Linked DNA regions of Mus musculus: regions 1, 2, 4, 5 and 6 are each linked to region 3. The links are chromatin loops, found by intact Hi-C in ENCODE. Cell type or tissue: heart. All regions are shown on one strand. Region 1 has its middle 7.0 kb from the start of Smap2. Region 2 holds the start of Nfyc (nuclear transcription factor-Y gamma). Region 3 holds the start of Rlf (rearranged L-myc fusion sequence). Region 4 holds the start of Exo5 (exonuclease 5). Region 5 holds the start of Zmpste24 (zinc metallopeptidase, STE24). Region 6 holds the start of Smap2 (small ArfGAP 2).

Evidence for each region. Hi-C counts contacts between places; a loop is a spot of excess contacts. Peaks named below come from ENCODE experiments on the same cell type or tissue, not always from the same donor. Only the 100,000 strongest peaks of a DNase experiment are listed, where the experiment ranks them.
Region 1: it touches region 3 in a loop (3-fold over the local background); 8 of 42 quality-filtered maps call a loop at or near these places.
Region 2: it touches region 3 in a loop (4-fold over the local background); 2 of 42 quality-filtered maps call a loop at or near these places.
Region 4: it touches region 3 in a loop (2.9-fold over the local background); 2 of 42 quality-filtered maps call a loop at or near these places.
Region 5: a loop joins it to region 3, with 3 times the contacts of the local background. A loop is called at or near these places in 16 of 42 quality-filtered maps.
Region 6: it touches region 3 in a loop (2.4-fold over the local background); 4 of 42 quality-filtered maps call a loop at or near these places.

What each region holds. Positions count from the first base shown.
Region 1 is chr4:121,021,742-121,026,741 of GRCm38, forward strand. No RefSeq gene overlaps it. Among named protein-coding and RNA genes, the nearest start is that of Smap2, 7.0 kb to the left of the region's middle. In heart, no CTCF peak of the experiment used is centred here; a DNase peak (open chromatin) is centred at 2,360.
Region 2 is chr4:120,823,799-120,828,798 of GRCm38, forward strand. It overlaps Nfyc (nuclear transcription factor-Y gamma), which reads right to left and starts at 1,943. Exons shown (of 10, transcript NM_008692.4): 1 at 1,732-1,943. In heart, no CTCF peak of the experiment used is centred here; DNase peaks (open chromatin) are centred at 1,453 and 1,973; H3K4me3 peaks cover 2,296 bases; H3K27ac peaks cover 2,715 bases.
Region 3 is chr4:121,212,519-121,217,518 of GRCm38, forward strand. It overlaps Rlf (rearranged L-myc fusion sequence), which reads right to left and starts at 2,566. Exons shown (of 8, transcript NM_001346660.1): 1 at 2,317-2,566. The coding sequence starts at 2,553. In heart, a CTCF peak has its summit at 2,037; a DNase peak (open chromatin) is centred at 2,633; H3K4me3 peaks cover 2,672 bases; H3K27ac peaks cover 1,683 bases; H3K27me3 peaks cover 15 bases.
Region 4 is chr4:120,923,316-120,928,315 of GRCm38, forward strand. It overlaps Exo5 (exonuclease 5), which reads right to left and starts at 1,690. Exons shown (of 2, transcript NM_028457.2): 1 at 1,196-1,690. In heart, a CTCF peak has its summit at 2,244 (motif pointing right); a DNase peak (open chromatin) is centred at 1,776; H3K4me3 peaks cover 1,694 bases; H3K27ac peaks cover 1,435 bases.
Region 5 is chr4:121,096,010-121,101,009 of GRCm38, forward strand. Zmpste24 (zinc metallopeptidase, STE24) reads right to left here and starts at 2,201. Exons shown (of 10, transcript NM_172700.3): 1 at 1,868-2,201. The coding sequence starts at 1,990. In heart, no CTCF peak of the experiment used is centred here; a DNase peak (open chromatin) is centred at 2,072; H3K4me3 peaks cover 1,810 bases; H3K27ac peaks cover 1,117 bases.
Region 6 is chr4:121,014,036-121,019,035 of GRCm38, forward strand. It overlaps Smap2 (small ArfGAP 2), which reads right to left and starts at 3,212. Exons shown (of 10, transcript NM_133716.3): 1 at 2,714-3,212. The coding sequence starts at 2,816. In heart, a CTCF peak has its summit at 3,027 (motif pointing left); a DNase peak (open chromatin) is centred at 3,256; H3K4me3 peaks cover 2,738 bases; H3K27ac peaks cover 1,838 bases.

The DNA.
Region 1 (5,000 bases), 190 kb before region 3:
TCCTTCCCTTCCCTTCCCTTCTTTTCTTTTCTTTTCTTTTCTTTTCTTTTCTTTCCTTTTCTTTTCTTTTCTTTTCTTTTCTCTCTGTTCTTGCTTTCAAAATTGTAGCTCCCCCTGTTGCTATGTTCTAATGCCCCCCACACTCTATCTGCCCTTCATCCCTCCCTGGGCCCCAGAGTCACTCCAGTGGAGAGCATCAGACAGATCCCTGGAAGGCAAGGTTCTGGTTGTGCTCAGCCATTAGTCAACAATGGGCACAGGCAGGAAAACAAAGCAATGCTGAGTTACTTGGTTTCTCTGCTTGTTTTTCCTGCTGCCAGAGGCATTTCCTTCCTGTGCTGACAACAGCATTCCTTCAAGGACCTTTTCACACCACTACAGGAGATCTTCCAGAACCCTCCCTGTTGCCCCAGAGTTTGAGGGTCACAGCTTTCTGCTGATGCTGGCCTCAAGATAACAGCACAGCAGGGCTCTTCTTAGAACTCTCTTCAGCTGCCTCTTTCACATTGGCCATGGGCTTGATTGGCTCCTGCCCAAACCACCTCCTGGGCCTACACTATCCAAAAAAAAAAAAAAAAAAAAAAACCAAACAAACAAACAAAAAAAAAAACAGTCAATGCAGAGAGATACACCAACTATGGAAAACGGAGATAACGTCTCTTCCCAGTTACATAATGGTCGAGCCCAAGGTGAAGGTCATGAAGAATGGACCAGAGATAAACAAAGATGGGGGGCAAATCAGGGTAATTTAACATGCTGTTCAGTCAAACCCCTCAATTACAAAAGCAAGCTCCTTAAGAGTTGAAAATAGTTACTTCAAAGGAGGGGGGTGGAGTGGAGGGGGTCAAGTACATAGAGGTGGGGGTGGGTGGACAGTGCTGGCTGGCTGACGTTATAAACCCTGTACATTGAGTCTTGAGGTTTAAGGTTTTTTCTTTAAAAAATTTATGTGTGGGAGTGCTTTGCCTGCCTGTATGTGTGTGTGTCATTTGTATACCTGATGCCCTTAGAAGCCAGAAAAGAACATTGGGTCCCTTGGAACTGGAGTTATAGGTGGTTGTGAGCCACCATGTGTGTGCTGGGAATTGTAGCACAGTCCTCGCCAGTGCTCTTAAGTGCTCAGGCATCTCTCCAGTCCCCTTGAATTGTTTTTAAAATGATTTTTAAATGAGGTCAAAGGACAATTTGAGAGTCAGCTCTTTCCTTCCCCCATTAGGTTGGGTCCCAGGGATTGAACTCAAGTGGCCAGGCTTAGAAGGCAGGCGCTTCTACTCACTGAGGCTTCTCACCGGTCCTCTTGAGTGATTTATTTCATTTTGGGCTTGGGTTTTATTTGTTGTTTGCTTTGAAACACAGGGTCGCAAGTAGCCCAGGCTGGCCTTGAATTTACTAGCTTCCCAAGTATGACCTCCAACTCCTGCTCCTTGTCTCCCGAATACTAGGACTACAAATGTGAGCCACCAAAGCTGGCTTATTACGCAGTGCTGGACACCAAACCCAGTGCGTTGTCCATACCAGGAAAAACTATACCAGTTGAGCTACATTCCCAGCTCCAAGTTCAGAAACCTGTTAAATGGAAGTGATAATCAATCCAACTGGGCTTAAACAAATAATAGTTTATTCTCACTGAACAGGAAATTCAGAAGCAGGGCAGTGGTTCACACTGACACAGCTCCCTGACAAGGCCATCAGCATCAGGGTGGTGTCATCCTACTCTGCCTTGCTCAAGTTCAGAGATCCTTAGCCACCAGATGAGCAGCATCAGCATCACCTGGGAACGTGTCAGCAGTGGGAGTTCTCTCTCCAGATCCAGAGAGAGACAGAGACAGAGACCATAAACAAACGAAAGCTCAACTGGGCCAGCCCCATGGCTCAACAGGTAGGGCACTTGCTGCCAAATGTGATGAGCCAAGTTTGATCCTCAGGAACCACGTGGTGGAAGGGGAGGATTGACTCCTGAAAGTTGTCGTCTGACCTCCACGTGCACATTGTGGCACCCATGTGTCCCCTACGCACACTGCAAACATACACACAGATAGATAGATAGATAGATAGATAGATAGATAGATAGATAGATAGAGAGATAGAGAGATAGAGAGATAGAGAGATCGATAGATGGGTAATGTTTAAGAAAAGGGAAGTTTCTTCACCTGACTCTGTTCACCAGTGACGATGATTGGCTGTTACACACCCAACCTCGAGCCCTTTCTTTAGCTGCCATATTCCTGAAATACTCAGCTGAGTGGGGCCCAATAGACCTGCAAAGAATGTCTTTAGGCCAGAAGTCAAGTTGGCAACTTCCCTTGACTCCCTGGTTGGGCAACTTGCCCAAACAAATTTCACAACTGGTTTCAGAACAGGAAGTGGCCCAGATTTGCAAATCACCATGCACACCTACTGCACAGTCCTGTTGTGGCTTTGTTTCTTCCTAGGAAACAGATGTGTCATCCATTGGCAGCAGCACTGTTCTTTGGTTCTTGAAGTTTGAGAGAATGCAGCTTCCCAGGCCTCTTCTGACCTGGCTGTAGGCTCACGCTGTTCTGGAGTAGGGCCCGCAGGTTAACACACTGACCTCTGTTAAAGGAGGTTAGCCTTATTCATCTCCAAAAAGCTACGGTGTGTCCAATTGATTTCTGTGATTCAAGTGTTGACTCATAGGCTGGCGATCCTGGTAACCCCTCCTGAAGGCCTTCACTAGAAAACATGTGGCTTCCTGTTTGTTTGTTTGTTTTTGACAAAGTGTCTAACCCAGGACGGTCTCAAATACTCATATAGCAGGGGGTGACCTTGAACTTCAGATCCTCCAGTCTCTACCATCTCCTGAGTGCTGAGATTACAGGTGTGTAGCACCAACCACATCTTGGTCAAGTAATGTACTTGAAAGTTCACATTCGGAGCAGTGATAGCTCAGCAGGTAAAGGTGCTGGACACCAGGCCTGACAAACTAAATTCAGTCCCTTAGAACTCACATGATGGAGTTCCTATGACCTTCACACACACACACACACACACACACACACACACACACACACTATATTAAGGATGTAAAATATCTTGCATCTGCTTTATGATACACAGTAGTAATTCTGCTTTACCAAAGCTGAGCATGGTAGTGCAAGCTTGTAGTCCCAGGTATGTTGGAGGCTGAGGCAGGAAGATTGCCTGAGCCCAGGAGCTGGAGACCAGCCTGGGCAACATAGCAAGACCACAGCTCAAAAAGCAAACCAACAAGCCTAGGAGCTGATGGCTGGGACTGAATTTAAATGAAGGCCTGGCCATCAGGAGAATGCCTTAGAGAGAAAGCTGAGGCGACAGGCCAGGGATCTGTTGTTAGTACGATCAAAAGGTCAGAACATTCTCTGAGAGAAAACGCTTTTGAAATTGATCATGTGGCACACCTATCCCTTCAATTCCCTCAATGGAAGCCAAAAATAAAAATGGGTTGTCCACTCTTGAGCCCTGTGTTGGCTTGAGCCTATTTTCAGTCTGTAACAGGTACCCAAATGTTTTTACTCTCACAATTATTTAATTGTATTTTACATGCATTGGTGTGAGAGTGTCAGATCCCCTGAAACTGGAGTTATGGATGTGAGCTGACATGTGGGTGCCGGGCATTGAACCCAGACCCAGTGCTCTTAACCATTGAACCATTTCTCCAGCCCTAAAAACAAAATTTTAAAAGATCTTCCTGTAGAAGAGTGTCAGAGAGATGTAAGGTGAAGAAGGGCACCTTGAATGAAGGAATGTAGGAATCTTCTAGAAACTTAGAAAGGGTGAGAAATGGATTTATCCCTAACATCTTGAGAAAGAATCATAAGCTGCAGACAGATAAAATGGACACCGAGAGTCTAAGGAGCAGGTTGCACTGCTGTGGCTCGGTTAATACACTGCTATCCTAGCATGCACGAAGCCCTGGGTTTGTGTGGTGATTCCATAGGAACAGGAGGAAGCAGGAGGACCAGCTGACCAAACGTCCCACAGAGTGACCAACCTGAGATTCTATTCCAGGGGGAGGGGAAACATGCAATAATATAAGCTAAAGAGGATGATATAGTAGGGATGGAGAGGAGAGGGTGGCTCAGAAGATATGTGTATGTATTTGCCTGAACCAATAGGGCAAAGGGTGGAGCCACCAGCTGTGTAGGTCACACAGGAGGAAGAGTGGGTTTGTGGGCAAGAAGATAATTTCATTCTGCACATGGGGAGTTGGTGATGTGTGTGGAACATTCCAAAGACAGTTGCATAAGTAGGTCTGGGGCTCTGCGGAAAACAACCAGTAATTAAAGTCAATGGGGTGGATAAGATGGCCCAGGGAGAGGGGCTGAGGGTATAGCTCAGTGGGTAGGGTACTTATCTAGCATGCTCAGAGCCCTGGGTAATCCCTGGGTTCTGTAGCCAGCACTTTATAAAACAGGCTTGTGGTGCATGTCTGTAATCCCAAAACCCAGGAGGCAAAAGCAGGAGGATCAGAAGTTCAAGGTCACCCTCAACTACATAGTCAGTTTGAGACCAGCCTAGGATACATGAGACCTGTCACAAACAAAACAAACAAGCAAACAGCCAATATATAAGGCCACTGGGGTAAAAGTACCTGCTATGCAAGTCTGGTGACCTGAGTTTCTACATAAAAGTGGAAGGAAAGAACTGACTCTATATTCTCTCTCTCTCTCTCTCTCTCTCTCTCTCTCTCTCTCTCTCTCTCTCTCATACACACACACACACACACACACACACACACACACACACACACACACACACACACAAAATGATTTAAAAAAAATGACCAAAACAAAACAACCAATACATACATGGTTCTGGAAGAACATGGCAAGTGAGAAGAGGAAGGCAGGGCAGGCCTTTGAGCAAGAGCCAAGCCAGCGTGCGCAAAGGAGAAACTCCAAGGAGAAACAACTAGAGAGACAGGAAACCAGAGAACAGAGGGAGGACAACCGCCCTGCAGGTGGTCGGCACTGGCTCAGGACCAGGGAAGAATTCCGTGG
Region 2 (5,000 bases), 390 kb before region 3:
CAGAATACTATGGCTCACACACTCACATGTACATAATAAATTAAAATGTAATAAAAATTTCAAAATAAAAAAGAATTAAGAGCTCCAAGATCCCAGAGTGGTGGGACTCTCTGGGAAATCTCATCAGTTAGGATGTGGATCTAGAAGAATCTGGAGTGAAAGGTCATTACCAGCTACATACAGAGCAAGCAAGAGTAGCCTGGACTACAGGAGAACTTGCCTCAAAAGAAAAAAGGTAAAGAAAGAGTAAAGAGGGAAGAGGAAGACAGAGAAGAGGAGGAGAAGGAAGGATATGAAGTGGGAACTCTAAAAGCAGTGTAAGGATGGAGAATCCCATCTGTGTCTGGATCTGGGCTGTCACTTACTAGCTGTGAACTTAACCAAATTCCTCGTGGTTTTGTCTTCCTTTTAGAGTCTCACATCTTACAGGCTGACCTCAAATTCCTGGGCTCAAGCAACCCTCTCACCCTAATCTGCACGGCTGCTCCCACAACAAGGACAGTACACCTGACTCCAGCAACTTACAAACTCTTGCTTGTTCCCTCACAGAATGAGGATGGCACTGCCAATATCTGTGTGACTGTAAAATATACTCATACACCCAGGTAAGCACGCGAAACAAGGTCTATTACTCCTGAGTTTGTCTCACCTGCCCTCTGAACTGAAAGTTAAGAGAGATCAATTTTAAGGGGGAAGTGGGGTAACTCAGTTGGTAGAATGTTTGTCTAGCAAGCACAAAGCTCTGATCCTATATTCTTCTTAGACCAGTGAAAATTTCATATATAACATCTCAAAACTAGCATGATCCCAAATCCTGTAACCCCCAACTTCCCAATTATGCAAATACATTCTACAGCTGACTTTCTGATTCTACTTAATGTAATGTTAAAATGGCATTCAGCCTCTAAAAGTTGATACACCTGTCCAGTGGGATCCGGCTGTTTACCTGTTTCCCACTCTCCATTTCAGAACCCAGAATGGAGTCTGGAGTTCTACACTAATCCTCCGGGTTTCAAAACCCAAATTCTTACAGCAGGCTCCCTAATCCGATTCTGTCCTTCTGGTCCTCACTCCCACTACTTCCATACCATGCACTCAGACTTCTACTCAGGGTCATTCCCAAGCTGGATCAATTTCCAAGTCTAGCACCCCTAGGTCTCGAAGACACTTCTGTTCCGTGTTTACAAAGCAGGGGCTTGCACACCCCATCTTGTAGTTGACCGTGCCTCTGGTATTAGTAGTGACCCCTCCCCGTTGCAGGCCACACGCCAGGCTACCACTCTCTTTCTCCTCTGGGCCTCCGGCTCCGTCCCGGAGACTCCCCGCCACGCTGGCATTAGAGGGACCGTCGCCCTGCCGCCAGAGCCTGAGCAGCTAGCATCCCGACAGCCGCCAATTCCTTCATCACCCCCCAGGCCGGAGCCGGCGTGACCAATAAGGTGCCAGGTCCGCGGCCTCCCCGCCGCCGACCAATCACGAGCGAGCCCCCCCGCCGTCGCCTTCCGCCAATGGGAGAAAGCCCGCGGGCCCAGGCGCACGGACCCCGCGAGCGCAGCCGCGACGACAGCGGCGGGCCCGGCGAACACATAACATGGCGGCGGCAGAGCCGACCGAAGTGCAGCGGCGGCCGCAGAGGGAAGGGAGCTCTCCGCCATTGGCGGGAAGCACCGCCCTCACTGCCGGCCGCCCCCTCTCTCTCTCCCCTCCTCACCCAAGCTTTCATACACTCACAGGCCTCTACTCCGGCGTCCAGCGAAGAAAGCAGCCGCCCCCGCGCTGCTGCGCCGTCGGGCAATGCAGAGGCCCGGGCGCGGCGGAGGGGAGGGGGAAGCGTGCGTCACGAAAAACCGGAGCGCGTGCGGAGCGGGGGCGCAAACAAGATGGCGGCCGCGCCGTTTGTACCGTCTCCCCTGCCCCTCCCCCCACTCCGCGCCTCGACTCCCAGCAACGCGTAGTGCGCAGCGGCTGAGGTGCCTGAAGTCTCGCGAGAATTGTCTTGCCTGGCCAAGCGGGATAGTGAGAGCGGAGACTTTTGGGGCCCCGCCCCTTCCCAGGGGCGCGGGAGGCGTTTCTCGGTGACCTCCGAGGACGTTCTATATCCTTGAAGCTCTCAGCTAGGATGCGCTCGCTTCTGGGTTTTAGGAAATAGTTTTCCGTGTTTTGTTCTTCAAGGAAATGAATGGTAGGGAGAGAAGAACTTCGCGGGCATGGAAAATTTAAAAAGCCGCCTGGGGCTCAGCAAACCGGACGACCTGAATTCGATTCTTGGAACCCAGGATGGACCAGAAGAACAGAGTCCTGAAAGCTGAACTCTGATCATTAATGTGCGACGCGCGCGCGCACACACACACACACACACACACACACACACACACACACACACACACCAGTAAGTGAAGAAATAAAATTTCCAAACAACCAAAAAGGTGACATTTTAAAACGTTAAAATTGGCATAAAAAGGGCTGGAGAGATGGCTCAGTGGTTAAGAGCACTGACTGCTCTTCTGAAGGTCCTGAGTTCAAATCCCAGCAACCACATGGTGGCTTACAACCATCCGTAATGACATCTGATGCCCTCTGGTGTGTCAGAAGACAGCTACAGTGTACTTACATAAAATAATAAATATTTTTTTTAAAAATTGGCATAAAAAATTAAAGAGTTGGGAGGTGGCTCAGTAAAGTGCTTCCTACAAGCATTAAGACCTGCATTAGCCCCCCCAACACTCCATAAGCCACTAGCACAGTAGTCTCCCATACCTGAAAGGCTTGAAAAGAAACCTGCCAGCCTAGCTAAATAAGCAAGCTCCTGGTTCAGTGGGAGGCCCAGTCTATACAAATAGGTTGGGGCCAGCGCGGTAGAACTGAAATTCCAGCACCTGGGAAGACGGAAGCAAGAGGGTCTGTGAGTTCAACGCCAGCCTTGTCGAGTTCCAGGACTTCCAGAATTACGCAGGGAAATCCTGTGTCAAAAAATAGGGTGAAGTTTCCACTGAAGACATCTAGATGTTGCCTTCTATGGGCGAATGCATTCCATGCAAATACATTAACACAATATGTATGGCTTGGTGTGGTAATACATGCCTCTAATCTTGGCACTTTAGGCTGAATATGGAAGCCAACCATTTTGGGGAGGTGGGGGTGGGGATGGGGAAGTGTAGTATTTCACAAGGCCTGTCTATAACTGGTTGTCCGGTGCTCATTATGTAGTCCACACTGACCTTAAACTCAGCTAAATCTTCCTTACTTAGCCTCGGGGTCCTGGGATTACAGACATAAACTACCATGCCCAGCACACACACACACACACACACACACACACACACACACACACGAAAAGAAAAGAAAAAAGAAAAGAAAAGAAAAGAAAAGAAAAGAAAAGAAAAGAAAAGAGAAAAGACAGGAGGCAGAGGCAAGCGGATTTCTGAGTTCGAGGCCAGCCTGGTCTACAAAGTGATTTCCAGGACAGCCAGGGCTACACAGAGAAACCGAAACTCTGTCTCGAAAAGCCCAAAAAAAAAAAAAAAAAAAAAAAGAATTTTGTTTTTACTGGATACCCCAAATAAGAAATTGTATTTTGACTGAGATGTGGGTGTAGATGAGGGTGAAGTGAATAATTAAAATGCCTATGGCCCTGGGAAAGACCTCCTGCTCCAGAAAGAAAGAGAGGCAGGCCTGAGGATGCAGTTCAGTTGGTAGTGAGTTTGCCTGGTATGGAAGCCCTGGTTCAGTCTCCACCATGGCATAAAACCTGGTGTGGTGGAACATGCAGTTAATCCCAAGACTCAGGAGATGACTAGAAAGATTAGAAATTCAAAATAGCTGGGTGGCAGTGGTGGTACGTCTTTATTCCCAGCACTCAGTGACAGAGGCAGGTAGATTTCTGAGTTCAAGGCCAGCCTGGTCTACAGAGTGAGTTCCAGAAGAGTCGGAATCTCTGCATAGTGAATTTCAGGACAGGGCAGAGAGAAACTCTTGTCTCAGGGTGAGGAAAAGTTCAAAAGCAAATTAACTAAATGGTTTAGCCAGTAAAGACACTTGCCTCCAAACCAGATAACTTGAAATCAGTGACTGAGACTCAAGGGGTATCAAGATAATCCTCTGCTAACTAACAGTTAAGGGGCGGGAAGGAAACTTAGGTAAACAAAGAAAAACTTGAGAAGTCTACAAATATTTGTTTGAAAATTATGTTTTTTGAAAAATGAAAAATTGGGGACTTGGAGAGATGGCTCAGTGGTTAAGAGCACTGACTGCTCTTCTAGAGGACCTGAGTTCAATTCCCAGCAACCACATGGTGGCTCACAACCATCTGTAATGAGATCTAATGCCCTCTTCTGGTGTGTCTGAAGACAGCAACAGTGTACTAATATACATAAATAAATAATTTTTTTTTTTTTTTGGTTTTTCAAGACAGGGTTTCTCTGTGTAGCCCTGGCTGTCCTGGAACTCACTCTGTAGACCAGGCTGGCCTCGAACTCAGAAATCCGCCTGCCTCTGCCTCCCAAGTGCTGGGACTAAAGGCGTGCGCCACCACGCCTGGCTAAATCTTTTTTTTTTTTTTTTAAATCTGTGTTCTGCTACACAGAAACTTAAAAAAATGTAAAAATTGCATAGAAACAGCCCAAATTACTAGAGATTATACTGTAATTAAGTATGGACAGTTTACAGGGGCTGTACCCTGCTTCCCTTCAGAGCCTAGAAATTAGGTTGCTCTTAGAATTGAAGTAAATGCAAGTCTACATAGTAGAGAAAATATCTACTTAAGAACTACCTACTTAAGAAATAATGTGCCGGGTGTGGTGGCGCACACCTTTAATCCCAGCACTCAGGAGGCAGAGGCAGGCAGATTTCTGAGTTCGAGGCTAGCCTGGTCTACAGAGTGAGTTCCAGGACAGCCAGGGCTATACAGAGAAACCCTGTCTCGAAAAACCAAAAAAAAAAAAAAAAAAAAAAAAAAAAAAAGGGACTGATCACGTAGTTCTACAACAGAACATGTATTCACT
Region 3 (5,000 bases):
TTATAACATTTCTTCTCTTTTCTTTGAGATAAGGTCTTACTGTATAGACCTGGATGGCTTGGAACTTACCACATAGACCAAGCTGGCCTTAAACTCAGAGGCCCACTTGCCCCACCTCTGTCTCAAGAATGCTGAGATTAAAGTATGTCCCACCACACTCAGGCTAGGATGATATTTCTGAATACCTGTTGAGAACAATCTGTAACAGTGACCACTGGAGGAGCACAGTCAGCCCTTTTCTTTAATGCACTACCAGCCACCAATCTTTATGTATTATGTGCTCCCAGCTTTTCATCTTCTGATTCAGTCATACAATAAAAGATTTTGTATTCTGCCTTTCCAATGTGGAACCAATGTCAGGCACCGGTGACACATATCTAATCTCAGTTCTCTAGAGCAGAGGCAGGCGGAGGTTTAAGGTGAGCTTGGTCTAAAGAGTTAGTTCCTGGGCATCCAAGGATACACAGAGGGGGGAAAGAGGGAACCAAGAAAACTATTCAACTAGTCTAATTAATGGTCCAATTTTCCCACACTACTTCTGTACAGTATATTCTGACAATCCGATCTGACTGGCTACAGTCACCCTTTAATGTTTTGCTGGCAGATAATGTAAACTTCAAAGCTCTGTTCAAAATCCACAGTTGTTTTCCTACTTCCACTCTCCCTGCAATTACTTCCCTCCTGTCCCACAGCATTCTGTGTTCCCTCTCATCTCTACCTCTGTCACTCTTGCTCCAGGCCCTCCTAGGATTCAATTATATCCTGTAAGTCTGAGGCTCTACCCTACCCAAAGTGGCTTCTCCCAGTTCTCAACACACATTACATCCATTTTTTTTCTGTCATTCTCACTAGGCTGTCCCATGAAGTCTCCTTACACCCTCTGCGTGACATTTTTTTCTCATCACTACCAAAACTGCACTAATTAATTCTGTCATTTCTTTTTGGGGGGTGGTATGAAATGTCTATTTGAGAGAGGAATATCACACTGTAAGCCTAGCCTGGGAGTCCATTATAATGCCCAAGACGCCCTTCAACTTCCATAAGTCTTCCTGGCACCATTCTAAGGGTTGGAAAAAATCTGTGGAATACATGCCTGCCCTAAATAAGAGTGATCATTATTAGTAGACAATAATGAGAATGCTGACGATTGTGCACACAAGAACTGACATGATCTAATGTATAGAAAATATTAGCAGAGAAAAATTCCAAATAGACGAAGTTCTGGGTCAAAGAGTGGGATACAAATGAACTCAACAGAGACAACTAATTCTGCCCAGGACCAACAAAGCAGATTGCTCACTACTCCAACTACAACTTTCTAACTCCACAATCTTTTCAGCACTCAATTGCTCATTAAGAGTCCACGTACCAACATACCTCGATTATTTTCTATTCTCTAAGGTACTCCAAATGAGGAGCAAAGGGATGGCAGAAACCTGATAGTCTAAGTACCAGATGCAGAAACAATGACGGCAAGCATTTACACTTGGAAGACACTCGAAAACATAGAAAAAAAACTGCAACGTGGTCACGGAGACCAAACTTAAAATCACATCTGTCAGCATGTAGCCCCACAGATTGGGACCCGCACAGAAACGATCAATCACCCGACTGCCAAAGAGGCCATTCTCTATATCTCTCTCCCGACCTCTTCCACTCAGACTAATCTCCATTACAGAGCTACCAGGCTCCATTCCTAGTAGTACAACCAGCAGATGAATACAAAACAGGTCAAAGAATGGCATAAACATATCTTTTCACACCCGCCCACAGTGGCAAAAACAAACAAACAAACAAACACCCCACAAAAACCAATCAACCGGCTCAGTATTCCCTAATCAGAAAGCTCCAGACGCCATCCAAGACCAACCGTCGTATCTTAGGGAAGCCAAAAGATGTGACTTTAAAGATAAGTCTCTGGTCAGAGCCCACCTCTCCTGATTGTTCAGAAAAACAAGGTTTTTCAGTTTGGAGATCAGCACACCACTCAAAAAAAAAAGCATCTCCCTGCAGGAACTGGCAATCGATCCCTCAGGGGGGCAGTGGCGCTCCAACCACCCGGCCAGGACCCAGGCAACAGCGACAGGGCACAGCCCTTGCAGGGAGCTCTCTGGGCTCAGGACCGCCCAGCGCAATCCGCCCGGGCAGTGACTGAAGTCGGGTTACGGCAGAGCTGGGCCTGCCCGGCCCGGGGGCGCGGCGAGATACGGGGGTGGCGTTTTTCCCCGCGAAGCCCCCGGCTGTTGAGGCGGATCCCGAGTCTCTTCTCCCGGCCTCCCCGCCCCTCCACCCTCGGCCATCTAGTCCACCCCTCACCTGGCAGAAGCTCCGGCAGTAGCTCAAAGATGAGACCTCGGACACCTCCTGCTCCCTCAGCTCGGTCTCCAGCTGCCAGAGACACGGTCGTAGGCCCGGCGCTCCCGACGCCGGAGATGCAGGGCGATGACCCCGAGCCATGGACTCAGTCTCGACTTCGGCTCCCGCCACCGCCGGAGCCTCAGCCCCAGCCCCGGCCCCGGCGGCGGCCGTGGCGTCTCCCTTTCCGTCCGCCATCTTCCCACGGCCCAGCAGCGCGTAGGCAACCAAACCACGTGACTCCGCCTGGCCCCGCCCCCAATCGCCCGTGTTAGTGACGCACCCCCCTGGCGACGCTGGCGCCAACTTTATCCGTCACTAGGACGCCGAATGTTGGTCCTCTCAGAAGTCTCCACCGCAACCGCCCTAGCAACAGCCTAGCAACGGCGAGATTCTAGCGGCCCTGGGTTCTACAGGCCCTTCAGAGTCGAGGAGCGCAAAGGGCCTAGAGACAATGGAGATATGAGAGAGATGTCTGCGGAGCAGCGAACCGAAGAGCAAGGGAAAGGCAGCCCAGAAAGAAGCTCGGAGAAAAGCATCCCCGGTTGGAGGAAAATAAAGATTGTTAGGCCGACCTGAAAACAAACTGAAGGGAATTTGGTTTAAAATGGGAATGGCATTACTAGTCGCTGGAAAAAGGATTGGTCAAAATATATGGCGTTGAGACGATTCTACTAAAAAGGGGGGGGGGGGGACTTTTAAAAAGTTGTTTTCAAGACAAGGATTCCCTGTGTAGGACTAGCTGTCCTGTAACTCACATTGCAGATCAGGCTGGCCTCAAACTTAAAAGTTCACCTGCCTCTGCCTCCCAAGTGCTGCGACTGGAGGTGTGCAGAGACAGGCTGGATCTCTGTGGGTTAGAAGCCAGACTGGTATATAGAGCGAGTTCCAGGACAGCCAAGGCAAAGCCACTGTAATCCAGCACTTGAGAGACTGAGACAGGAGGATCATGAGTTCCAGGTATTAGTGGGAGGGGACAAGAAAGAAATGCAAAGAAGAACAGAGAAGAAAAGGGAGAATGGCAAAATGGTGTGGCTGGAGCCCAGTAGATGAAGTGGTGAAAACAAGAAAAAAATATGTATATATGTGTGTGTGTATATGTATATGTGTGTGTGTGTGTGTGTATATACACATACATTATATATATATATATATATGTATATATATATATATACATATATATATATATATATATATAAAATCCAGAACATAAGATGTTTGGTCTAGTATACAAATGAGGGATACCCTCACTTCAACTGGAGGAACTCTATAAACAATGGGTCTAGATGAAGGTAAATGTATAATTTGATAATGGGAGATTTGAGAGTTATGACCTAAATGTTGCTTTCCCCTCCATGAAATATGAGCCATTGTGCTGATTGGTCAGTTGTTTGTGACTTTAATACAAAACCAGAGTCACTTGGGAGGAGGGAACCTCAACTGAGAGGTGCCTCCATCCCACTGATCCCTGTAGGCATGTCCATGACATGTTTTGTTTGTTGACTGACGTGGGATGGCCCAGCCCACTGTGGGTGGTATTACCCCTGGGCAGATGGTACTGGGAGGGATAAGCAAGGGACAGCATCTGAGCATAGAAGCAAATCAGTGAGAAGCGTTTTCCCCACAGTTCCTGCCTCTGCTCCTGCTTGAGTTACTGCTATGGCATCTGTACTGGCTAATTTTGTGTCAACTTGACACAGGCTGGAGCTATCACAGAGAAAGGAGCTTCAGTTGGGGAAATGCTTCCATGAGACCCAGCTGCAAAGCATTTTCTCAATTAGTGATCAAGGGGGGAGGTCCCCTTATGGGTGGTGCCATCTCTGGGCTGGTAGTCTTGGTTCTATAAGAGAACAGGCTGAGTAAGCCAGGGGAAGCAAGCCAGTAAGTAACATCCCTCCATGGCCTCTGCATCTGCATCTGCATCTGCATCTGCATCTGCATCTGCTCCTGCTCCTGCTCCCTGACCTGCTTGAGGTCCAGTCGTGACTTCTTTCAGTGATGAACAGCAATGTGGAAATGTAAGCTGAATAAACCCTTTCCTCCCCAACTGCTTCTTGGTCATGTTTGTGCAGGAATAGATCCCTCAATGATCACCTGGGACTGGGACATGTAAGCCACACAAACCCTTTCTTCTCCAAGTCAATTTTGGATATTGAATGGATCACAGCAATAAAAGGACAATCATCAAGCTTCTTAGGGGGAAAAAGCCTTGTTCAAGTTGTTACAAAGTGAGAAAGGAGAGAATGCATACTAGATAAGATACAGGGAGACTCTAGGGCACTGTTGAATGGTCAAGATGTTTCTTAAAAATTGTCTGTCTGTCTATCTATCTATCTATCTATCTAGTCTATCTTTCTGTTCTTCTGTCCATCCATCCATCCATCCATCCATCCATCCATCTATCCATTTATCTATTATCTATTTTTACCTCCCTGAGACTCAGTGCCCATCTGTTTTGATAATTAACTCTCCCAAGGTACAGTTAGCTTGACCAAGGAGTTTATCAGAACTGACCTCTAGAGGAATTTGTTTTTAAGACAACAGACTTTGGGCCTGGGTATGCTTAAGAGACTTTGTGAGCTACTCAAACATTGGAAACAGAAAGCTCCAGCTCATCTCTGAAATTAGCCCCATTATAGTAGTGG
Region 4 (5,000 bases), 290 kb before region 3:
ACACTTTTATGCTGCTAAATACAGAAGTTCAGAAAGGATGACATAATGAACTTTACCTGCTGCCTGGACTAGCGTTTTTGGATATACCATAGATTAATTGTAAAGCTGCTATATCATCCATCAAAAGCCTCATTTTATGACTTTCTTTTTAGACTTCTGACGTGTGTGTGTGTGTGTGTGTGTGTGTGTGTGTGTGTGTGTGTGTGAGAGAGAGAGAGAGAGAGAGAGAGAGAGAGAGAGAGAGAGAGACAGGTTTTGTGTGTGTAGCTCTGGCTGTCCTAGAACTTATTCTCAAGCTGCTGAGATTAAAGGCTATACCACCACTGCCTGGCAGACTTTTGACTTCTTTTTTTTTTTATTTTTTTTTTTTATTTTTAAAGATTTATTTATTTATTTATTATATATAAGTACACTGTAGCTGTCTTCAGACACACCAGAAGAGGGCATCAGATCTCATTACAGATGGTTGTGAGCCACCATGTGGTTGCTGGGATTTGAACTCCGGACCTCTAAAAGAGCAGTCAGTGCTCTTAACCTCTGAGCCATCTCTCCAGCCCCCTTGACTTCTTAAAGATATAGAAATATCTACTAATATTCATATTAAATATTTTATATATGAATATATGTTTTAAAAGTTTTAAAACAGATAAAGCTGAAAATTATTAGGTGAAAAATTAAATGAGATAGATGTTCAGAAAATACCAGATCGGCATCAAGAGTCTAGGGATCCTGAAGATACAGATTTTGAATCTAATCTTGAAACGTCCAGTAGAATTTGCTGGTATGCTATTTGTTTGTTTGTTTCTTTCTTTCTTTATTTTCTGGTTTTTCGAGACAGGGTTTCTCTGTGTAGCCCTGGCTGTCCTGGAACTCACTCTAGACCAGGCTGGCCTCGAACTCAGAAATCCGCCTGCCTCTGCCTCCTGAGTGCTGGGATTAAAGGCGTGCACCACCACGCCCGGTTCTGCTATTTGTTTCTTGAATAATCTTGGGCACATTTCAAAAATTCTCTGATGAGACTGGCACATCTTTAAAATGTATACTGGTAAGCTAATCCTTCAATGCCCACAGAGCTAAAACAGTACAGATATTAACTAACACACAATAAATGTGGCTTTCCTTCCAAAGGCATTGATGGGTCTACTATGTATCTATTTGCTCTGAAAAGTTCAGGAGAGAGGCAACTCGTACTCACCTGGGCCTTAGTTGATTTCCCTCCTCACAGGGAAGAGCATGTATTAAAACGAGGGGAGATGGGGAGGCACCTTGCTATGATGGAATGTGGACTTCTGTTCTCTTCACCTGACCACTCCTTCACATTATGGTGTTTCCACTTGAGTCACACTGCTAGGGCAGCTGCGTGTCATAAATCCTCCTAACACTGGCCTCTCCAAGGGTAAGGTCTCCAGGCGGTAAGTTCTGCTCTCCAGGTTCCCAGCCGCAGCCTGAGGTCGGAGGCCCTGCCTTGCTGATGGCTTCCGGCTGCCTGCTGCTGCCTTCATCCTCTGCGTCCTGACTCGTTACAGGCCTTCCACGCAGGCAGGCGTGTGCTTTCCACTCAGCCCCCAGCCCCAGTCCCCCTGGTGTGCCCAAGCGCAAAGACTCAATCGCGGGCCCAAAATGCACAGAACAAAAACCCGAATGAGGGGCGTGCCTGAAAGGGGCAGCCCCTTAGCTCTTCACCCCTGTCCCAGAATTCCCGGCGGCGGTTGGAGGCCCGCCCCTTTTCATGTCACACCCCTCCCCACCCACCAGGCCCCTGGTTCTCGCGACACTGGGGCTGAGTGGGCGTCTGCAGTCCGCTGTATTTCCTTATCCACCAGTGCCTAGTGCAGGCTGTTACCGTCTCGTTCTCTTACGCCCGCCCGGTGAGAGGACGGTCATGGTGGTCGTCTCGCTGTCCCCAGTGCAGCTGGCCTCTGACACCCTTGGAGCCCGAATCCGGATCTTAGCACCTGACATCAGCTTTCCCAGCTTAGTGAACAATCATGAACTCAAGCTTCAAAGACGCTGGCAGTTGTCAGTGTCTTATTTTATTTTATTTATTTCTTATCCTTTTTATTGGCCTCCAATTTGGGTTACTCCTGCCTCTGCTTTTTCGGTGCTGGAATTACAAGCCATTGTGCCCTTATGCCCAGATTCTTTTTAAAGATTAAAAAAAATGTTTTGTTTTTTCCTTTATGTGTATGAATGTTTTCCCTGCATGCATGTCTGTGGTTCATATCTTCTTGGTGCCCTCGGGAGCCAGAAGAGGGCCTCAGAGTTACAGAAGGGTTGAGTCACATGGGCACAGAGAAACAAACTAAGGTCCTCTGTAAGAGCAGCTAGTGCTCTTAACCTCTGAGCCTTTGAAAAATACTTCCCAGCATCTATGGTGACCCACACCAAAAATCTCAGCGCTGGGACTCTAGACTTGAGTCTAAAGTCCAGAAGGATAAAGCCTAGCTGTTAGGTTCATTTAGTTAATTCAGTCACCAGTTTAAGGGGTTCACCAGAATCAGGGTTTTATAAAGTGTATTGTATCAGGGGGAGGATGAACAGATTCCAAACAAGGAACTTGCGTAGGAAAAAAAAAAAAAAAAAAAAGAGGAAATTTCCAAATGTGGAGTAAAACCCATGAAATACTATCTTCAATCACAGTGGGAGCAAAGATAAAAGAGAAGCACTTGTGCCCCTCCCTTTGGCAGTATGGAAGCAGTAGAACCCCCCCCCCCACCCCCCCACCCCCCCCCCCCCCCCCGCCACCCACCATTCAGAGGAGAACTTACCTCCCAGGAAGAGACTTCATAGGATCCTTACAGCTTGTCAGACCACTCTGCAGAAGACACAAGCTGAGACAACTGTGGACAGGACTGTTCCTTGATCTGCTTAGTTGTACATCCCTCTTGCTTTGTTTAAACCTAAACCACATGTCAGAACCCCAAAGACAGTCTTGGAAATCATTAGGCCTCTGTGTTTGTTCCTCTTTCCAAAGTGACCTCATCGAATAAATCCCCTTTCTTTCATTAAGGGCATATTGAAGATGAGTGGCTGAGTCTAGTCTCTTAATCCTACTAGAACCTAGTGTTAGGCCCTAAGAGAATCCAGTAATAAGAATGGATATTTGGGGACCATAACATCTTTATGACAAAACCAAAGTATATTTGGGTAGAAATAGTACCAATGGGTCTGCACTTAAGACAATTATTGTCTGAGGGTTTCCATTGCTGTGAAGAGACACCATGACAACTCTTATAAAGGACATTTAATTGAAGCTGGCTTATAGGTTCAGAGTTTCAGTCCATTATCATCATGGTGAGAAATATGGCAGCATCCAGGCAGGCATGGCACTGGAGGAGCTGAGAGTTCTACATCTTGATCTGAAGGCATCTAGGAAAGAGGGTCTAAAAGCCTTACCCCCACAGTGACACCCTTCAACAAGGCCACACCTCCTAATGCCACTCCCTGGGCCAAGCATATTCAAACCACCACAATGATCTTTATCTTCACTTAATCATAAACAACAGAAGGATTTTAAGCAATGTAGTTGGGTGTGTGTTTTAGAATGTCATTGTAGCTACAAATGGATAGAGATGAGTACAGATTTGCTAGAGCAGCGGCTCTCACCTGGAAGGTGAGACAAGGTTAGGAATAATACTGTGATCCTTTAATGCAGCTCTTCATGTTCTGCCGACCCTCAACCACAAGATTATTTCCGTTGCTAATTCATAACTGTAATTTTGCTGCTGTTATGAGTCGTAATGTAAATATCTGATATGGGACCCCTAAAAGGGTTGCTGTTAGGCTAGAATCCCTGCTCTTCCACGGCACAAGCAGGGAAACCTCATCTGCCCTCTTCCCCCAACCCCACCTGTACTGGCTAGTTTTGTGTCAACTTGACACAGCTGGAGTTATCACAGAGAAAGGAGCTTCAGTTGAGGAGATGCCTCCATGAGACTCAACTGTAAGGCATTTTCTCAATTAGTGATCAAGGGGGAAAGACCCCTTGTGGGTGGGACCATCTCTGGGCTGGTAGTCTTGGGTTCTATAAGAGAGCAGGCTGAGTAAGCCAGGGGAGGCAAGCCAGTAAAGAACATCCCTCCATGACCTCTGCATCAGCTCCTGCTCCCTGACCTGCTTGAGTTCCAGTCCTGACTTCCTTTGGTGATGAACAGCAGCATGGAAGTGTAAGCCGAATAAACCCTTTCCTCCCCAACTTGCTTCTTGGTCATGATGTTTGTGCAGGAATAGAAACCCTGACTAAGACAAATTGGTACCAGGAGTGGGGTATTCCTGTGACAACCTGACCATGTTTTGGGAAGGACTGTGGAAGGTCTTTGGAACTTTGGGCTAGAAGATCCATTCGGTGTTAAGAGCTCTGTCAGATGTTTTGTAGGAGCTTGGAAGATAATGTTGAGAACAGTGCAGAAGATGGAGGCCTGGCTTGTGAAATTTCAGAGGGAAAATTAAAGACTCTTTTCAGGACCATTGCTGTTTTGATTGTGAAGATTCTGTAGTTCTGGTTAGCTGGGGCTGAAGAATCAGCTGTGATTAACAAGATACCTGAACTACTAAAGCAAAAACTTTGCATTACTGGGACTATTGATGCTGGTTAGCTGGAGCTAAGAAATTAGCGGTGATTAAGAAGAGACCAGCATCATTGTGGTGGCATCTTCTGAGAAGTGTAATCTTCTGAGAAGTGTAAGCCGAATAAACCCTTTCCTCCCCAACTTGCTTCTTGGTCATGACGTTTGTGCAGGAATAGAAACCCTGACTAAGACACCACCCATCTGCTTGGAGAAAACCCTGGGCTGACATCACTCCTCATTTCCGTTTCTGGCAGCCCATCCAAAAGTGCCCACCCAAGGTGACCATGTATGGGCACCATCTCAGCTCCTAGCTGGCCTGTCATCATTCCTTGACCAAACTCTATAAAACCTCCTTGCTTTAGCTTGGGTGTGTGACTTCACTGACCTCCACCTCTGAGACTGATGAACCCACCTGAGAGCTGCCTCCTAATA
Region 5 (5,000 bases), 120 kb before region 3:
TTCTGAGTATGAGGTATGTCTTACAATATAGAAAATAATGCATGAAAAAAGAGAAGTATGCTCACAACACACATTAACACATACATTTAATACTTTATTAATGAATCATCATTAAACTTGGTTCTAGAGGTCAACTTAGATAAGAATTAGGGAGTGACAGAAACATCAAATCTTTACAACAAATTTTCTCATTATGTCAAATTCTAAAGAGTAATTTCAGCCCCTGGGACATAACACAAGGAACAGATACCAAAGGTATAATAGACCTTCTATAATAGTTTTATAATAAATACTTTTCCTGTTGTATGTTAACAACAACAGCAACAAAAAGCTGAAGGCATTAAATTATAACCCTACAACAATGCAACAATGCCAAGTGGTCGTGGTGCATGGCTTTAATACTAGAACTCAGGAGGCAGAGGGAGATGGATCTCTGTGAGTTCAAGGCCAGCCTGGTCTACAGAGTGAGCTTCAGGACAGCCAGGGCTAAACAAAGAGAAACTCCGTCTTGGAAAAAAAAAAAGATGCAACTTGATCTATTAATAAACTATGTCAGATAAGTACTCAATATCTCACCCTGCTGTTTTGATACTACACGTTATGTGTTTGCTTCAAGCAAGGGTACTTATGCAATTCTGAACTAATGAAGCTTTGAGTACCTAGCTACAGTAATTTTTAACACGTTGAACATACTAAAGGAAGAGACTGAGGTAGACATAACCCGACACTGACAGATTTTTAAAATTCAAACTTGTGCCGGGCTTGGTGGCACACGCCTTTAATCCCAGCACCCTGGAGGCAGAGGCAGGCGGATTTCTGAGTTCAAGGCCAGCCTGGTCTACAGAGTGAGTTCCAGGACAGCCAGGGCTATACAGAGAAACCCTGTCTCAAAAAACAAAAAACAAAAAAACCAAAAAAAAAAAAAAAATTTCAAACTTGCAATCCGGAGAGTCACGAAGGGCTGGGAAATGTAGTTCAGTGGGAGAGCACTTGCCTGGCAAAGAAACTCACATACAGTGTAAGTTAGAAGAAAACTGCAGACGAAAAGGACTGCAGAGCTCAAGAAATAGGTCCAGCAGTTAAAGGGGAAGGTTCTCAAGGACGACACAGACGAGTGTTGTCCAAACTTAGACACTGCAGAGCAGGCATAGACCTGCATAAGTTTGACGGCAGGGCTGTCCTTTCCTTTTATTAGACACCAACAGGCTTGGGACCCATTATAATGTTGCAGATAACTTGTTTTGTTGTTTCAAAGTCCATCTCACTAAAACGTTCACATTTCGAATTAAACTGTTAATTATGGCTATCTCCATGGAAAACTGTTAGCTTTTCTACTGCACTATTTAACGTTTTAAACAAAAAACCCAAAGAGAAATTTTAATGAAACACACACACATTGTGGCCCCAAACAACATTTGCTCTAATGAGGATTTTCAAACGGCGTGCGAGTCTTTGGAACGGTTGCAAAGTGAGGTTGAGCATGGTAACATCAATATCATGGGAAGTTATTATTCTACAAATTTAGCACCTCCACTTAGAAAGCCTATACCAACGAGGCTTGGTCAAGTCCCGGTCCAAAGATTCTTAAGACGCTGTAAAGCAGGCATAGACATGCTCAAGTTTGGCGGTAGGGCAGTTCTTCCCTTTCATTAGCCGCTTACAGGCTTGGGTCCCATTACAACGTTGCAAACAACTTCTGCCTTTCCAAAAACTCCTCAAAGCGGCAGTCACCATTAGGAAAAGTTAGGAAGCTCACCGGGGGTTACGGTTTGCTACATCCGGGCAAACACTAAGGGGCTTGGGTAGAGGCTCGGGCTGGCCTAAGGCTGTCCAGGGGCTCAGCCGGGGGAGACACGTCAATGCTCACCTGCCGCTGTGCTAGGAAGGTCTCCCAAAGATACACCGTCCAGGAAAAGAGCAACACCGCCCCGAAGATTCGCTTCTCCGCAGGGAAGTCCCACATAGCGTCCACCGATGCCCACATCCCCATCGTCACCCTATCTCACCCGCTCCTTTAGCGTGCACCGGTGCCTCAGCGACACGCGTCCCTCGGAGAGTGCCAGCGGTGTCACAACAATACGGGTCCCTTCCGAGGGCTTCTTCAGACGCCCATTCCCTCAGCTTTGCCAGAAGTGTCACAAAGACACGATTCCCTCCAGCCTTACTCTTCAAGGACCTACTTATTTCTGCTAGAATAAGACGCCCCACCTTCCTCACTTCCGCCTGAAGAATGAGCAGCGGTGCACCTGAAATATCCCTCCGGATTCTGTGTGCAGGGATCCAATTCAAAGGTTCCGGCCTTCTTCCTGGGAACGTCAGTGTGGTCGCCGCCTCTCCTTTGCTTTGGCGGGTTACCAGAGAGGGCAATGGACCCCGGTGCTTAACCGGACCGGATAAGCCGGGTCATAGAAATATTCCCTCTAGAAGTAGCTGGGAAGGATGAGAGAGGCTCTAAAACTTTTCCTTCCTTCTATTTAGTGCCGTTCAAAGGTTAGATGTGCATCTCCAGGATAACTAACCAAACGAGGCATTTGGGGTTGTTTGGCTTGTCTTCGAAAGTTCTGGTTTTGGGAATATTAGAGATGAAAATGACTCTAGTGATTAGGATTTTCATTTACACATTTCATCTCATCCTCCCCAAGTGAAGTCAGAAGAGGCATTTACCTGTGAGTCCTGGGACTGCATTTCTAACCTCAAACAGGCAGGCTTGGTAGCCACTGCCTTTAAGCCTAGCAAGACCTTGTTTCAGACACACACTACCACCACCACCACTACCACCACCACCACACATCACCACACACCATCACAGCTCAGTACCTTTGCCTTGGAATTCAACAATGAAATAGGGTCACTATGGCCCCTGTTACTACTTTGACTTTACTTGAAACGTGAAGCCAGAATTTTTCTGACCACAAAGTAAATGTTATTTAATTAATAGTTTCTATGAACTAATAGCACTTTGTATAAACATTATTTATAGTGAATTGCGAAATCTTTAGCTCCAATTAAAATATGTAGCTCCAATTTAAAATATGGTGAGATTGTGATGCTAAAGATGTTGAGATTAAGGTTTCAAATTTCTCAACCATGACTAAATTTATCTGCATGAGCGTAATCAGTAGAAGTTACTTGACAAAGTGAATTACTTCAATATAGGATCACAGATTCTTTGGCAACCAAAAGTTCTTTTGGGGGATTTTTTGCTTTCAGCAAAATTACTGATTGAACTGTTAGCTGAACTTTGAGTTTTGTTCATGGGCCTGGGAAATATTTTGTACTTGATTGGGTGTAAGGCAAATGGCATGAAAACAGGGATCACAGGCAAGTAGAGACATAGCTCTAACAAGTGCCATTTCCTCAGGTAGAAGGTCTTCAGAGAGGAGGCTTCGTCCCTGTCCTCCTTTTCCATGGCTGGTTGGATGTTTTGTACTGGCACCCATCATGGTGTTGTAGAGTCCTGTGGAAAAACACAAGCATAGCCTAGCCCTTGTGTCAACAAAGGGTGGATGCCACTGTGATGTTAGGGACTCTCTCCATTGTACCAATGGAAGAGTGGTATTCCTAGGTAGGTAAGCCCAATGTTTATAGGTAGGGCTTAATCCCTGATCAAAGGTGAGGAAGTTTAGGTGAAAATGGGCCTCTGCCAGGGCCAGGGGAAGGTCATGTTTGGATTCAGGGGAGGTAAACTGAGTCAGCAAGTCCTTTAGAGTCTGAGTGGACCTTTCTACTATCCTCTGACCTTGAGGGTTATAAGGAATCCTAAAAGTGTGGTTAATCTTCCATGAGGCATCAAACTCATTGAATTGTTGAGATGCATAGGGAGGGTCATTATCTGTCTTCAAAACCCAAGGCACTCCCATAACCAACATAGCAGATTCCATAGCCTTGATGGTGTGGGAAGCTTTTTCTCCCATTGAGGCCACAGCATATACAGTGAAGCAGCAAGTATCTACAGTAACATGTACATATCTAAGATTACAAAAAGAGGGATAGTGAGTCCAGTCCATCTGCCAAATAGCACTGGGGCATAACCCTCTTGGCTTGACACCTCCCCTATTGAGGGGCCCCAATGGTGCAAGTGGGGTGCAGGTGGCACAAGATCTTGCAAGATATTTTTATTGTTTCATGGGTAATCTGGCAAGAGCTTGTGTAAGTTTTGTGGGGACAGGTGAAATTGTTTGTGTAATGCTCTCATCTGTTCCAAGAGCCCCTGGTCAACAATCATTATCTGCCACGCACTCTGGTTGAGTCAGCTTAAGCCGAGAGGCTTGAAAGTCACTCATGAGGCAAAGAGCTTCAAGGAAGCTCTCCTCCTGGAGTCTGGCATTCCCTTTAACCCATACATTAATTTTCCATTCCCAAGTTAGTCTAGTGTATGGATCCACGTGCTCTCTTTATTATAAGTGCCTTTTAAGATTGAATTCTGACATAGCTAAAGCCTTCTGCCAGTGTTCCAACAGTCCTAGAACGTCCTTGAGCTAGACAGTGACATTCAGAATAGCCTCTGGTATTACACTATCAATAAAAGCCAAGTCACTCCCATATACAGGAATTTACAATGGTTTAGGAAGTAGATCCCGCTGTGGTTTTAGAGTATTGCATTATTCATGAGGTGGTTAGCTAGAATGGAACTCCCTAGTTAGAACCATGACTTGGGTGTGAAAGCCCTTGCCCTAAGAGAGTAAAGACCTCACACTTGGCTTCTAAGACTATAGCTGAGTTACAACCATACACACGTATTTACAATGGCCTAAGGGGAAGGTAGACTATACAATAGACTAAAATAGGAACTTTGGCAAGGGCACGAAGCCCTTGACCCTGGCTTCTAAGATTAAGCGAATCTTAGGTGGAGCCCTTGTTGATCCTAGTTGTTATCAATTAATTCTATCCCAGGTGGTTCCCGTTAGACCTTTTGTGTTTGCATTTCTCTGTTTTATGTAAGATTCTGGTTACCTCATTTGTACCTTACGAATACATCACCCAACTTCCTTATTGTCTTC
Region 6 (5,000 bases), 200 kb before region 3:
TCTGTGGATCAGAGTTCATAGTGTTCTTTAAAAGGCCTGAGTTCAGTTCCCAGCACCCACCTCAGATGAATCCTAATCACCTGTGAGTCCAGTTCCAAGGGATCAACACCCTCTCCTGGCATCCATGGACACTGCACTCACATATACATATGATTTAAAATAAAAATAAAACGTTTAGGAAACATAATTTTTCCTGAAAATAAATAAATAGAAACATCAGGTGACAAGATGGCTCGGTGGGTAAGGAAAGATGCTTGCCAGCAGGCCTGACCATTTGAGTTCATTCCCCACATGGTGGAAGTTGTTCTCTGACACACACACACACACACATACACACACACACAAATAAATAAATTAAAACATAATATTAAATTTTAAAAAAGAGAATTCATTGCCAAAGAGCTATTTTGGAACATTACAAAAGTATCCACTTAGAGGTCTGTAGTCCAGGCAACATCAATACACTAAATACTAATAGATGAACTCTCCAGACCTTGTCTGGTGAGCTCTCAATTTTCTGAAAAGGACAAGAGGAAAACAGAAAAGTAAACTCAAACTCAAATCTTATTTCAGTGAACAGTCTTCTAACTCTTCCACCAACTGCTGGTCCTTTTTATCAGGGCTGAGCAGGTCATGATCTACTAATGCAAATATCTCTCTTTCCTACCCTCTGAGAACTGCCTACGAGTTCATCACAAAACCTGAAAGTGGAAAAGAGGAAGAGAATGAAGGAGGGGTTAACCGGCAGACAGGGCTGAACATTCGGCAGCTAGATAAACAGGCCTCTGCAAAAGCCTGTTTGACAGAACTGAAAGATAATGGACACGTGGGCATCTCTTTTTTTAATAGTGGCAAACGCGTTGAAGAGAATTTCTAACTTCAGAACATTCAGGATCCAAGGTTTTAGTATCAGTGGCAGACAGCTACTAGGCTTTGTTGTTGGTGTCGTCTGTTTTTACATCTTAATTATTAACTTTGTGGAGATTGTACATGTATGTACTAGAGTCCACGTGGAGGTCAGGAGACAATTTATGGGAGCTGGTTCTCTCCTCTTACCCTGTGAGTCCTGGGGATCAAACTCAGGTTGTCAGTCTTAGTGGCAAGCACCTTTATTCACTGAGCCCTATCGCAGGCCCCAGTTACTAGTTCTCATCAGGAATTAACGAAGTTCTATGTCTGATTATATCTAGTAAGGCTATTAATAAAGGGCAATGGGAGATTTGGAGGAAGACCTGGTAAATTAACGTGTCTCTTCCCCATGGTATATGTTATTGGGATGAGTAAGCATACAAACAACATGAGTACAGGGGAGGGGGCGGTTCTAAAAATCATCAACAATGGTTTCTGCTCAGTGGATGCCTCGCTGCGACTTAAAATTGTCAATGAGGACATCAGAGGATTTGAGTAGACCAAAGGTGCTCCTACACTGTAAACCAAACCTTCCAGTAGATCTAACAAGAATCAAGCTACAAGAAATTTCGACTCCTCAACATAAATTGAACTCCTGTTAACGCAAAAATTCTCGAGAGAAGTCTGGGGACCTGCTTTGCTGACAGTTCACTGCATTTGCCTACTGATAGAGGTCACTAAAATTTATTACTAGGAGTCTAAATCAATGCATCATCATTCTTGCGCCCTCCTTACATAACCTTACTCTAAAATAAACCATAATCACATGAAGTATGGGCTAAGTATCTATTGCTTTTCTCAACATTAATACACACACACATCTGAATGCTTTATACTACTTTATACCCATATGCTACATGGCAAATTCAGGAAATGAACTAAAGTAAATACCCCCTCCCAATTATAGCTGCTCCTACCTACAAAGCTGTACAGAATTCACTAGTAAATTTTCTACCATATTGACCTTTAATTGTAACACAGCATGAACCTTTACAGACACAGAAAACAAAGGCTAAGTGGTTGTGGCCAATTTCTATTTCCTCTCTAAAGGTGTAATCACCAGGGAAATAACGAATTGGGGGAATTCCTTGCTTCCTTTTCTCCCTGCTTGAACGGGTCCTGCACTACAGTCCAGGTCTGCTAGTTTCGCTCACCACACACGCATGAGGCCTCCACAACCCAGGCTAGACTACCTAGAAATCCGCACTGTGTCACTGCATAAGGTAGCTGTTTCTCAGTGCACACGACCTGGGTGAAGAAAGCCACCTAAGCACTCGGTCTGAGCTCAACAAGGTGGTAAAATGACAGGAGCTGCTAACGACATAGCAGACAGCAAGGAATGCCACCTTTAAATATCATTTCGACAGTTTTTCTCTTAGTCATCTCACCTTCCTCCTCGTCACCCCCACCGCCACCCCCACCACACTGCAGCTCACCCACAGCTTTGCCAAGTAAAAGGCTGCCAGCTCTGCATGACAGCGAGCCCAGAAGCCATTCAGAGTCTGCAACATAGACAGTCTCACCTGAACACACCGGGCAACCCCACCCCCCACTATATCATCCCCACTTCGCTGACACACACACACACACACACACACACACACACACACACACTCGCCCACACCAAACCCCAAGTCCCAAGCCCGAGGAAACCCAGCAAGCTCATGAGCGAGGGTGGCTCGCGTGGTCATACGAAGAGGACTCGCCCTGAGCTCCAGAACCCCCTCCCCACTCAGGCCATCGCAGCTCATCGCCACGCCGCCGCCCCGCAGCTGGCCCCCCGCCGGCGCCCCGGATGCGTTACCTTTGGACTGGCAGTCAGCACAGAACTTGTTATCTTCCTCCAGCAGCAGGTTGGCCAGGACCGCCTGGTACCGATCCACGTCCTTCACCGACTTGCCTGTCATGGCCAGGGTGCCGGCGGGGGCAGAGGGCGACGCGCCCCCTGCACCCCCCAAGAACCCCTGCCTCTGTCCGGGGCTGAGGCCTTGGGGTCCCCGCCCAGGCGGTCCTCTCGCCCGGCCCGGAGCAGCCCCGGGGTCAGAGCCGTCAGCGCCCCCGCCCCGCAGCCCCTCAGCCCCTCAGCGCGGCGCCCCCTGGCGGGCTTCGGGCAAGGCAGGGACTCGCGGAGGCTGCGGGACCCCAGAAGTGGCCTAGGTGGAGCGAGCTCCCGGCTTCAGGCGTGCGGGACGCACACTTGACCCCGAGTGTTGAGGGTCTGCCCGCTGTGCTTCCCGCCTCGGTTTCCCTGGCAGCTGCGACCAGCTCAGCCGCCACCTCCACCGCCTACTTCCGGCAGCTCTTCCTCTCCTCCTCCACCCAGCCCAACCCGCGCATGCGCCCCGCCCACCGCGCTGCACTGGGCTCTCCCCTTGGCTCCGCCTCCTAGGAACCAATCCGGGAAGAGCCGGGGGCGGGGCTTAGGTGGAAGCGGCGGGAGGGAGGACACGCCCCCTGCGTGCCCTTGGAAAAGAATGAATGAAGCCGGGTGGAGAGGGAGGAGAGTGAAGAGAATAAAGTGAAGGGAACGACCAACATTTACAGAGCTCATACTGTGTGCCATGTACTGCTCTAAGCGCTTTCTATCAATTATCACAGTATGCTCTTCACAGCAACCTTTATAAGATGTGTGTTTATTATCCTTATATAATACAAGGGTTGTGGCTATCCCAGACTCCTTTAGGTTAGTCTTTCCTTCAAGAGACAAAAGGACTCACCCTCTGACCCGAGTTAAAGAGACATTACACCCTCCCTCGTGATCACTTCTAACTTGGAATGCCTCCTGCCGCTGATATACATTAGTCTTCTCTGTGACTACTGCCCTTTTTGAGCATCGCTCTGACTAGTGTCTAGGCAGAACTTTTCTTTCCTTTAAAAAAAATTTTTTTTTGAACAGGTTCTTCCTAAGTAGCCCTTGGTGGCCTGGAACTTTATATTGTAGATTAGGATAGCCTCGAACTAACAGAGAACTGCCTCCAAAGTGCTGGGATTAAAGGTATGTGCCACCATACCTAGCCTCCTTTACTTGCGTGTGTGTGCATGCGTGCGTGTGTGAGTGCGTACGTGTGCGTGTGCGTGTGCGTGCGTGCGTGCGTGCGTGCGTGCGTGCGTGTGTGTGTGTGTGTGTGTGTGTGTGTGTGTGTGTGTAGGTGTCCAAGGAGGCCAGAAGAGGGCATTGCAGTACCTGAAGCTGGAGTTTCAGCTGATGGATGAGGGTGTGTGATGTGGGTGTTGGGGAAGGAACCAGGGTCCTATGAGAGATTACCAAACTCTCTCACCTGCTGAGCCATCTCTCAGGTTGTTTGGGGGAGAGCCAGTTATAGGGTAACATGGAATAAGCAGCTACTTAAAAATGGTTATTAGGTATTATTTTCCAAAGCCTCTCTTGTTACAAATAGTGTCTTGAACCCACGGCCATCTTCCTGTGTATGCATTCCGTCCCTTCACTCATCAAATTCTTAAAAGAGACTGAGAAAAAACAGGATGTGCTAAAGGGGAAGAGAACGCTACTTCCTGATATTTGCTCTTAAGGGATTCTTCTGAAGGCTAGAGTAATAGACCAGGGAGGCCAGCAAGACAAAGTGTTTATTTGCCTCTAAGACAGCAGTCTTGTTCATCTCTACTTTCTCCCAAGACCAGGCTCCCCTCAAAATGTTTATATTATATATTTATTTATTATATATTGTAATATATAATATTTATATATTATAAAGGGAAATTAAAATATTTGTTACATTATTAATCAGAATAATTTATTCCTGTTCCAAACCTTTTCATTCCAGTGAAGTCTCAAAGAACTTACTTTCATAAACGTCCAAGTTCATATAGTATTTTCCTAAGACAGGTCCATCAGATTTGATATTCTCTTAGTCGTTTTTAAATTTTTATTTGATTTTATTGAGACAGGGCCTCCCTATATAGCCCTGGGTGGCCTGAATTCACTCTGTAGTCCAGGTTGGCCTTGACCTCACAAAGTTCTGCTTGCCTCTGCCTCCTGAGTGCTAGGATTAGAGGCATTGCAATATGTTGGCCTTAAGATTTAGTTTTAATTTTTAACTATGTGTATGTGTGTCTATATGTGGGTCTGCACA